2 separate regions of the Homo sapiens genome follow, and region 1 is linked to region 2. Evidence: chromatin contacts called from ENCODE Hi-C or POLR2A ChIA-PET data. All regions are on one chromosome and are shown on one strand. Each heading gives the region's core, a stretch centred on a gene start or an enhancer-like site at or near the end of the contact. The rest is flanking DNA. Distances are from core to core; before and after follow the strand shown.

The links. A loop is a pair of places that touch in the nucleus more often than their neighbours do. ChIA-PET counts read pairs that join two places held with the same protein, here RNA polymerase II (POLR2A). Pooled maps may share reads with other maps.
Region 1: a loop to region 2 is called in a pooled map, with 2.9 times the contacts of the local background. The contact joins the promoter of GALK2 here to the promoter of SHC4 in region 2. A Hi-C loop is called at or near these places in 4 of 50 pooled maps. POLR2A ChIA-PET finds 5 or more read pairs at or near these places in 7 of 52 experiments (HEK293, HEK293T, HepG2 and 3 more).

Annotation. Positions count from the first base shown.
Region 1 is chr15:49,166,715-49,171,613 of GRCh38, reverse strand. It overlaps GALK2 (galactokinase 2), which reads right to left and starts at 1,367. Exons shown (of 10, transcript NM_002044.4): 1 at 1,239-1,367. The coding sequence starts at 1,291. It overlaps MIR4716 (microRNA 4716), which reads left to right and starts at 2,461; the gene lies at 2,461-2,544. RefSeq lists enhancers at 1,180-1,419, 1,051-1,955.
Region 2 is chr15:48,960,765-48,965,341 of GRCh38, reverse strand. It overlaps SHC4 (SHC adaptor protein 4), which reads left to right and starts at 1,423. Exons shown (of 12, transcript NM_203349.4): 1 at 1,423-2,911. The coding sequence starts at 2,327. RefSeq lists enhancers at 1,945-2,446, 2,447-2,949.

The DNA of each region.
Region 1 (4,899 bases), core at 118-2,617, 210 kb before region 2:
GAAGTAGTCCAAAGCTGTGCTGGACTCTATAATAAGAAATCATGCTTCTTTCTGGTAACTAAAGACACACTGTTTGCTGGTTTAAGGATGAAAGAACATTTTCAAGTTGTAGTAAAGTATAATATCATCAACTGACACACGGTGGTAATAAACCACCAAGTAGGAAGAGCTTAAGGACTTGATGCCAGAGAAAAAAACTAACAGAAAAAAACTGAAAACAGCAAAGGCAGAGGGCCGGGCGCGATGGCTCACGTCTGTAATCCCAGCACTTTGGGAGGCCAGGGTGAGCGGATCACTTGAGCTCAGGAGCTCGAGACCAGCCTGACCAACATAGAGAAACCCCATCTCTGATGAAAATACAAAATTAGCCGGGTGTGGTGACGCCTGCCTGTAATCCCACCTACTCAGGAGGCTGAGACAGGAGAATCGCTTGAACCTGGGAGGCGGAGGTTGCGGTGAGCCAAGATGGCGCCACTGCACTCCAGCCTGGGCAACAAGAGCAAAACTCCGTCTCAAAAAAAAAAAAAAAAAGAAAAAGAAAAAGAAAAAAGAAAGGAAGGAAGAAAGAAAAGAAAAGAAAAACAGCAAAAGCAGAGAGTCAGGAAAGCCCTTCGCTAATGTAGCAGGTGACAGACTTCATTTTATGAGACCTCAGCCCCATTAGTCAGAACGAAGTATTTCTACAAAGTACCTGTAACTGAAAAGATCCTCCCCGAGACATCACTAAACTATTAGTTACTGTGTAGCTAGGGACTGCCAGCAAATTAATTCCCTAAGTGACAGTTCAGAGATTCTCGTGTTTTTGTTTTGTTTTGTTTTAAAGAGGATGCAGACACCAAGAAGGTTTTTGTGTTTGTTTTCAATTAATATTTAGAAAGAAGACTTTTAAAAAGCAGTATCAACTGGCATGCGAGACAAAGAGAGGAGTTCAGTGTGGATATGGGCATTTCTGCTGAAGCCCAGTAGAAAGAGTACACTAATTACAACAAGAAAAGGAAAAGAAGAATCTGCATGGATGAAGAAAAAAACATACAACCCTTCGTAGTAGTCAAGGTAGAATGTGTTTGCGGCGTGATCTTTTTTGCAAGCCCAGCCACGTGTCCTTATAGAATCCCAAGGGTTCCACTTGCTCCCCGGGACCAAAAGCAGCGCCCCAAGGGAGGAGCCAAGTGCTGTGGACCCGATCTACACGTAGCCAACCCAGCAGATCCCAAAGCCCGGCGTCTCCTCTCCCCCACCTAGGATGTTCTGCCACCTGGACCCGACGCGTAGCAGGGCTCTCTGTAGCCATATTTCGCTAGATCCTTCTTTCTCCTGTAGTTTCAAGTGTCTAAGCAAAGCTCCCAGAGCAATCACGAGACTTCTGTGACAGGAGCCGTTTTCTTCCGGGAGATAAACAGCTCCCGCCCTGCGGAAATCCTGCAGCTTCGCTGAGGTGGCTGCTTCCAATCGGCCCCTCCTCTGGCTCCTCCTCCCTGGACTCAGCCAGGGTTCCCTCCAAGCAGCAGTCAGGTACAGCCTCCGTCCTGCTCTTAGCTCCCAGGGAGGGACTAGGGCCTCGCAGGAGCCCCTGCGCAGAGCACGTGCGAAGCTGACTAGTGAGGTTTTCTTTTTGCGCCCTGTGGATGTCAGAGAACAGTGTCATAACCTGGCGCCCTACATACACCTAGTTTCTGATCTGTCTCGGGCTGCGTTTTTTTGTTTGTTTGTTTGTTTTTTAGTTATGGTTTTGGTCTTTATTGTTCAGCAGCTACTCCCCAAACAACACTAAAATGTTTAGCTATTGCTTCTTTGCGGATTACTTCCAAATCAAGCAACATAAAATTGATGTATCACTTGATTTAAATAGATTTGCATTTATTTACAGGTTAGAGGCATTGGTGGGCCTTCCTAGAACACAGTAGTGAAAAGACGGAAACACATGCCTTTTAATGTGCAAGACCCCTTAGCATCCAGTTAAACCTCTTCATTTTTCACTTATCTAGAGAAATCCTAGATGCCCTATCAAAAGTACACTATCCCTAGTACATCACTAACTTTTCCTTCCTTCATAGTTCTCCTATTTGCTTATGTATTTATTGTGTCTCTCACCACCTCCATCATCACTACCACTAGAAAGCAACTGGGGGCAGGCAGATTGGTTTTTAATGAATAGGTAAGATAAACTGAATGAACGACGAAAGGTGAAATGATGTGCCTGAGGTCACAGTGATCATTGGGAACAAAACTGGAATTAAAATTCAGATCTATTAACTCTCAATCTAGTGCACTTTGCACCTCAGAAATATTGAGATTAAACCCAAGCAAAGACAGCTAGCAATAAACCCATTCCAAAGTTTCCTGATTAAGGAAGTTTGAGCCAACATGCCCAACACACTAGGGGTAGTAGCATAACTCAGAGAGATTCGATAAGTTGTATACATCAGTAAGTTACTGCTCCAGAATTTCTATATGTATATGCATACTTTGTCTCCATGTTTCCTTCCCCCTTCTGTATACATGTATACAGGAGGAAGGGGGAAGGAAACATGGAGACAAAGTGTGAATGGACAATAAAGCATAGCCAAAGAGTGGCAGCCCCTTGGCACCCCGTTGGGTTATTACTGTAAATGATACATCAAAGAAACAAAGTTACTCTGGTCTCAGGGCAGCTTTCTCACTATTATTTCAGTCCCTCTTTATCATTTTCAAATGAATGAATTATATCTTCTTGTTTCTGGGCCCCAATAAATCCCAGTTTGATGTTCATTTTGGTTTAATTTTGAGTAACAGGAGTCATCACTGTCACTTGTAAATAGTTTTAATAGGGAGATAACCTAAATTTTAAAAAAAAATGTAAAATGTTTAGGGACATCAGTAAATACAGAAAAGAACAGAATCTTTTTTTTTTTTTTTAGATGGAGTTTCGCTCTTTGTTGCCCAGGCTGGAGTGCAATGGCATGATCTCTGTTCACTACAACCTCCACCTCCCAGGTTCAAACGATTCTCCCGTCTCAGCCTCCCAAGTAGCTGGGAATACAGGCAGCCGCCACCACACCAGCTAATTTTTGTATTTTTAGTAAAGACGGGGTTTCACCATGCTGGGCAGGCTGGTCTCGAGCTCCTGACCTCAGGTGATCAGCCCACCTCGGCCTTCCAAAATTCTGGGATTAAAGGTGTGAGCCACCGTGCCCAGCCCAGAATCATTTTTTATTCAGATGTTTCTAATATATTCTTTTGCATTAGTTGAAAAATAACAAATTTTAAAGTTTTGAATTTTTTTAACAGTCCAAAATAAACTCATTTTATACAGGGTTAAAAAAAAATGACTGTAGAAACTGTTTCGAAAAAGAATACTTCCTACTGAATATGTACTTGATGACCGAACATTAACTTTGCTAAATGAAACCAGATGGCAAATCATTAGTTTGGACCTTGGATACATTGCTATTGCAGTCTCAACAAAACCGATGCAGACTAGAAAGCACCTTACAGAGCAATTAGTAAAGCATCCTTTTTTGAAATGATTGGCACAAAGTAAAACAGGATTAACAGAGCTAGAACTAAAACCTAGGTCTCTAGACTCCTAGCCTAGAGGCCATACTACTTCTGAATATGTGACTTTTGTTGAGACCCCAGTAAACTGTGCTTAAAAATAAATTATTGAAATGATTAGAATCCTTGTCCCAAAATAAAATGTGTACATTATAATTTTCATAAAGGATTACTCTTAAAATAACCTGTCCAAACTACTAGAGAACCCCAAATGGACACCAAAAACAAAACATTACTTTCTTATACTACCTTCCTTATACTAGGCATCTTGCTAAGTAAGCACTTTGCGTATATTATTGTCTCTTTAAACCTTTCCAACAATCCTTATGGGATAGAAAAATATTATTTCCTTTTCAATTTCAAGAAGATATTCCTTTAGTTCTTATTAGACATATCTAATAGTGAAAACATTTAAACATTTGGCTGGGCACAGTGGCTCATGCCTATAATCCCAGCACTTTGGGAGGCCAAGGTGGGCAGATCACCTGAGGTCAGGAGTTCGAGAACGGCCTGGCCAACATGGTGAAACCCCATCTCTACTAAAACTACAAAAATATAGCCAGGTGTGGTGGCGGGCGCCTGTAATCCCAGCAGCTTGGGAGGCTGAGGCGGGAGAATCGCTTGAACCCAGGAGATGGAGATTGAGTAAGCCAAAATCACGCCACTGCACTCCAGCCTGGGCAACCAAGAGCGAAACTCCATCTCAAAAAAAAAGAAAAGAAAATATTTAAACATTTATATTTTACAGTATTTTTATTTTCACAAATCCTGAACCTCTGGTTCTTTGCTTTTTGCAAGTAGGCACTCTTACAATAGGTTTAGAATCTGAATTATAAACTAATAAATGGTATATTATGATGGAGTCTTAAACAGAAACCTAATTAATAAACTTGAAATTGTTTCTCCTCAAAGGATATTAGTCTCCATTCAGATAAAATATTATAGCAAACTAAACAAAAACAAAACAAACACTAAAATGAAAGAATACAAAAACTTGATCCAAAATATGAGTTAAAGCATGGGTGTTAGAGACTTACAGACCTGGCTAGTGCCTATTGATGTTTCTCAGCTTAGAAATCACTTCCTTCAGGAAGTTTTCCATGTTCTCTACCCAAAACTAAATGTCTAAGACCACAGAGGGATTGACCATTTATCTGAAATAATGTTATTTCTGTGGTTTAATCTGTTTGTGCAACCTCTGGAAAATATTTCCTATTTTGACTTACAATAAAAACTATTGTTCACAATTGGGAGAATCTACTTCAGTGACCTATTTTGGATATTTTCTCATTATAGTAAATAATATGTAATACTTGTTTATGTCTTCTTTATAATGATGTTACATTCCTTCTTTTTTGTTGTTGT
Region 2 (4,577 bases), core at 174-2,673:
AACTCTGCAGTGTGAGGGTTAAGAATATGAGCTTCAAGGGGAGGTAGCTCTGGTTCCAATGGCCATTTTTTCATACTGCCCACATGTACTTAGTGAGATGGGCACTGTATGGAGCATTGGGCCTCGTAAGCCCTCATAACAACCCCATTAGATGGCTGCTGCCAACATATGAGGACATTCAGGCACGGAGAGGTAAAGTAACTTTCTAAAGGGAGCATATAATGAGGTCATCATAGCATAACAGAAGCAACACAGGGACCCAGGGACCCAGGGGAAGGCAGGAAAAATGAGAGGAAGAAAGCAGATGAGGAATGAGGAGGAATGAGAGGTAAATATTCTTGCCCAGAGCCTGTCTCCTCAGCCCCAGGGATGTGGGGTCCAACTGATTTAGCTACTTCCCTCAGTTTTGCCAGGAGGAGATGTAGGGCAGGGAAAAGGAGGTCAACAAGGATTGAAGGGAAGATTTATGAAGATGCAGAAAGGCCTTTCCAGGGAAAGAAATGTCTGAACAGGCTTGGCAGACAGGATGTGATGGGTGCTTTATTTCCCTGGGGGACCAGGGAGCTTGGGAGGAGGATGCCGCTTTCACTGGTCACTCTCAACCATTTAATTCAGAACCTGTGTTTGGATCCCAAGGGAGCTCAGGCTCCCAAAGTCATGAATATACATAAGCCTAATCCAGCATTAGGGACAATAAGATAATGAAGGTGGCACCCTTAATTCCTTTGGTTGCCAGTTTGTCTTAATTTTTTAATTAATGAACAATTTCAGATGTCAAAGCCTTGAGACACGGAGTAATGCAATCTTTTCTGAGAGTTCTTTATCTCTTCCTATGTGTGATTTCCACCCCACCCCGACACCCCACACCCCCAGTGTTTCAGCAGTTTCCTCTTCTCCATTCCTGAAGAACCTGCATTTCCTTTTCCCAGCTCTGGTTTTGGCTTCCTGTGTGCTAAGCCTTTGCAGTTGTCATCATGTCTTCAGGATGCATTTGATAGGTACAGGAAGTCGCACCAGACGGAAGATGGAACCAACAATCAATAAAAAAAGAACTATGTTTCTAAGAAAAATGCATCATGGCTTCCCACAGGAGTTGTGAACCATATGTCCTAATATCCCTGTAACAATGGGTCTAATTTTTAGCTCTTCTGCTCTGCCCTCCCGGCCATCTCAACAAGAAAGAAAATAGATCTTTTAACCTGCTGCTCCCCGGCTAATGATCTGTAGTAAAGATTGCCTTTCCTTTTAACTCATTCATCAGATACCACAAAATAAAATACGTCCCTCCTCTCCCGCTAGCTTTATTTCTCTCGGCTACTAGTTTAGTATATTTATGGTGTATGAGTCATCAAGCTGCCTCCTGATTGGATAAAAACCAAGCACCTCTGAGACCGTCAGTCAATTACAGCTATTCTCAGCTTCATTCACAGATTTATTAGCTTGCACACACACAGAGAAATTCATTCGGCAAAGTTCATTCATAAAAATTTCAACACGCTGCGTATCATCCTGCACATCTCAGCTTTCGGCTGCAAATGGGCTTCTGAAAAAAGCTCCGAGAGGAATCCAGGAGGGAGGGAAGCTCTGAGCGAGGGTAGGCAGGCTGGGAGGGGATCTGAGGAACACGGACCCATCACAAGTCAGTGAAACAATGCGGAGCAGCGCCCGTCAGTAGTACTCCTGGCTGGTGGCCCAGAACGGGATGCAAGACAAGATCTTCCAAGAGAGGGCAGCCTTTGGAATCAACGAACCCAGGCAAAAGGGCCTTTGGTTCATAGATACATTTTTTTTTCCTTTTTAAATGAACAATCACTGGAACAAATAAAGGGTTAATAGGCCAGTCATTTGCCCCGCCCTGTGAGAGCCGAAGGGAGCAGGTTCGAAAGTTCCTGTGTGCAGAACAGAAGGCTGGGGTGAGGGTGGGAGTCGGGTGCTAAATATTTCTACTAGGCTCCTGCAAGGCTAGTGATGCAGCGGGCCCCCCGACCGGCGCTCGCCCGGGTTCTGCGCCTAAGAGTTGGCCGTGAGCGACCCGCGCCGCCGGGAGCCTGGGTCTAGGCTCTCCCGACAAGGATTCCAAGGCGAGAACACTGGTGCCTCTGCCTGGGCCAGGGAGAGACTGAAATCAGAGCAGGGGAGGCGTTTCCCCCATGGGCTGTCACCCTTAAGGGGCCGGGAGCCGAGGTGGGCGAGCTCGAGAGCAGAGTTGGAGAGGTGGCTGCTGTGAGTTGCATCGGGCGTTGAGGTATCTGATGTCTGCACCGTTTATCTACCAGACGACGAGGCGATTTATGCAACAGTATCCTGTTTCAGCACTGCCAAGGCTATGCGAGAACGCGGCCAGGACAGCCTGGCAGGACTCGTGCTGTATGTAGGACTCTTCGGGCACCCCGGGATGCTGCACAGGGCCAAGTACAGCCGCTTTCGGAACGAGTCGATCACGTCCTTGGACGAAGGTAGCTCCGGAGGCTCGGTCGGGAACAAGGGCTCGCCGCAGCCTCCCCACCCCGCCCTGGCACCTCACCTGCCGACTGAAGATGCCACCTTGCCGTCGCAGGAGAGCCCCACCCCACTGTGCACCTTGATCCCCCGCATGGCAAGCATGAAGCTGGCCAACCCGGCCACTTTGCTGAGTCTGAAAAACTTTTGCCTGGGTACCAAAGAGGTGCCTCGGCTGAAGCTCCAGGAAAGCCGGGACCCAGGTTCCAGCGGCCCCTCTTCCCCAGAAACCAGTTTAAGTAGGTCCGGGACTGCACCTCCACCGCAGCAGGACCTGGTGGGACACAGGGCAACCGCCCTAACCCCTGATTCGTGCCCGCTTCCTGGCCCTGGGGAGCCAACACTTAGGAGCAGGCAGGACAGGCACTTTCTACAGCACCTGTTGGGGATGGGCATGAACTACTGTGTGAGGGTAAGTCCATTTTCCTCTCTGCCCTCTAAGAACTTCCGTGGAAGGGGGCATCTTCTCTGCTTTCTGCAAGGGGTCTAATGTTACCTGCCTGGGTTCTGTGTTTGGACAGGACATGATTCAACTGGACCAAGGCGGAGGGGAGCTGGGTTTATATATGTCCCTACAACTATCTGACTTGTACTGGAGTCAGGCAGCCTTTGGTTCAAGGACATGAACCGGTGCTAACTTGTAGGACATGAACTTGTGGGTACTTGGCAGGTGTAGAGGCAAGTTCTGATAGAGGCAGCTGATGGCACCACTTTGTCCCCGCTGGACCTAGTATTCTGGCCAAAAAGAGTCAAGGACTTCAAATCTGATCAGTGATTGAGACCTGGTAGGTTATACTGGCCATTGTATTTTGGATGAATACAGTAAAGATTTCTGTGCTGTAGAAACACATGGTGTGTAAGGGGCTTGAATTATTCTTTAAAAATTTATTTCAGCATTTAACAAACACTTCTCAAAACACGTCCGAGTCTCTAACCTTGTGCCAGGAGCTAGTCTTAGCTCTCCGGTGCACATTTATTGCCTTTACTGCCTACGCTGCAGCAAGTAGGCCTTGTCCATGAGCTATGGGCAAAATCAAGGTCCTTACTGGCCTTGTATCTGTCCTTGCTCAGTCAAGATGTGGGCAAATGAAGATTTGGCCTGTGCCCTTTTGCAGCTCAGATTTCAATGAGATCAATGAATACATGCGAAATACTAAGATAATAATACTTAGCAATAGATAGCTAATATGAGAATGCTGAGGGAATTCAGAAAAAAGGAAAGATTATGTGATCTGGGATTCATTCACATGGGGAACCCTCAGGAGAAGATGAATCTTGGAAGAAATGTCAGATCTGGGTTGGCAGAAAGGAGGGGATTCCTGGTAGGCCAAGAATAGGAGCAAAGTCACTGTGGTGGCTGCAGGGGAGCATCACACAGGCTGGGCCTTATGGAGGAGGAAGGGGAATGCTGGAGAATAGTGGGTGACTGAGGGAGGGGGTGGCTTGTAGTACTCAAACAAGTATGAGTTGAATAAAGACAAATAGAGATCACGGGTAGCTTGGGAGACCGAAGTTGACTGAAGCTCTTAAATGCCAAATGAGGAGATTGTAAATACTGTGATTGATAAATGAGAATCCTCCTAGGTTTGTAGGGCATGACTTGCTGAAAGTAATTTTTAAAAGACCAGTTGGTTGATTTATTTGACATGGATTGAAGCAGGGAAAAATTAGAGACTTGGAGGACAGTAAGAAAGATACTCTGAGAGTTTAGGTATGAGGCAATGAGAACACTGATTAAGGTGGAGAGGAGAGAAAGGAGGTGAATGGTAAGGCATTCTGTGACAGAAGAATGAGAGAAGCCTCAACAACCCTGGGAGATTAAGCAGATCATTTCAAATCATAATATAACTAATAGAGTAGTGAACATTTATGGAGCAGTGGGTAGATTGATTATTTTGTTACCATTGTTGTTTATTGGGGTTGTGATTGATTATTGATGGAGGGTTGTAAAGGGTGAAAAAAAAACTTTCAAATTGAAGTCTCAGAATGACATCAGTGATGCCAATGACTGAAGCAGAGTAAATTAGGAAATGGACTCATTTTAAGTTTGTTTTTGACATATTAAATTTAATGTAATT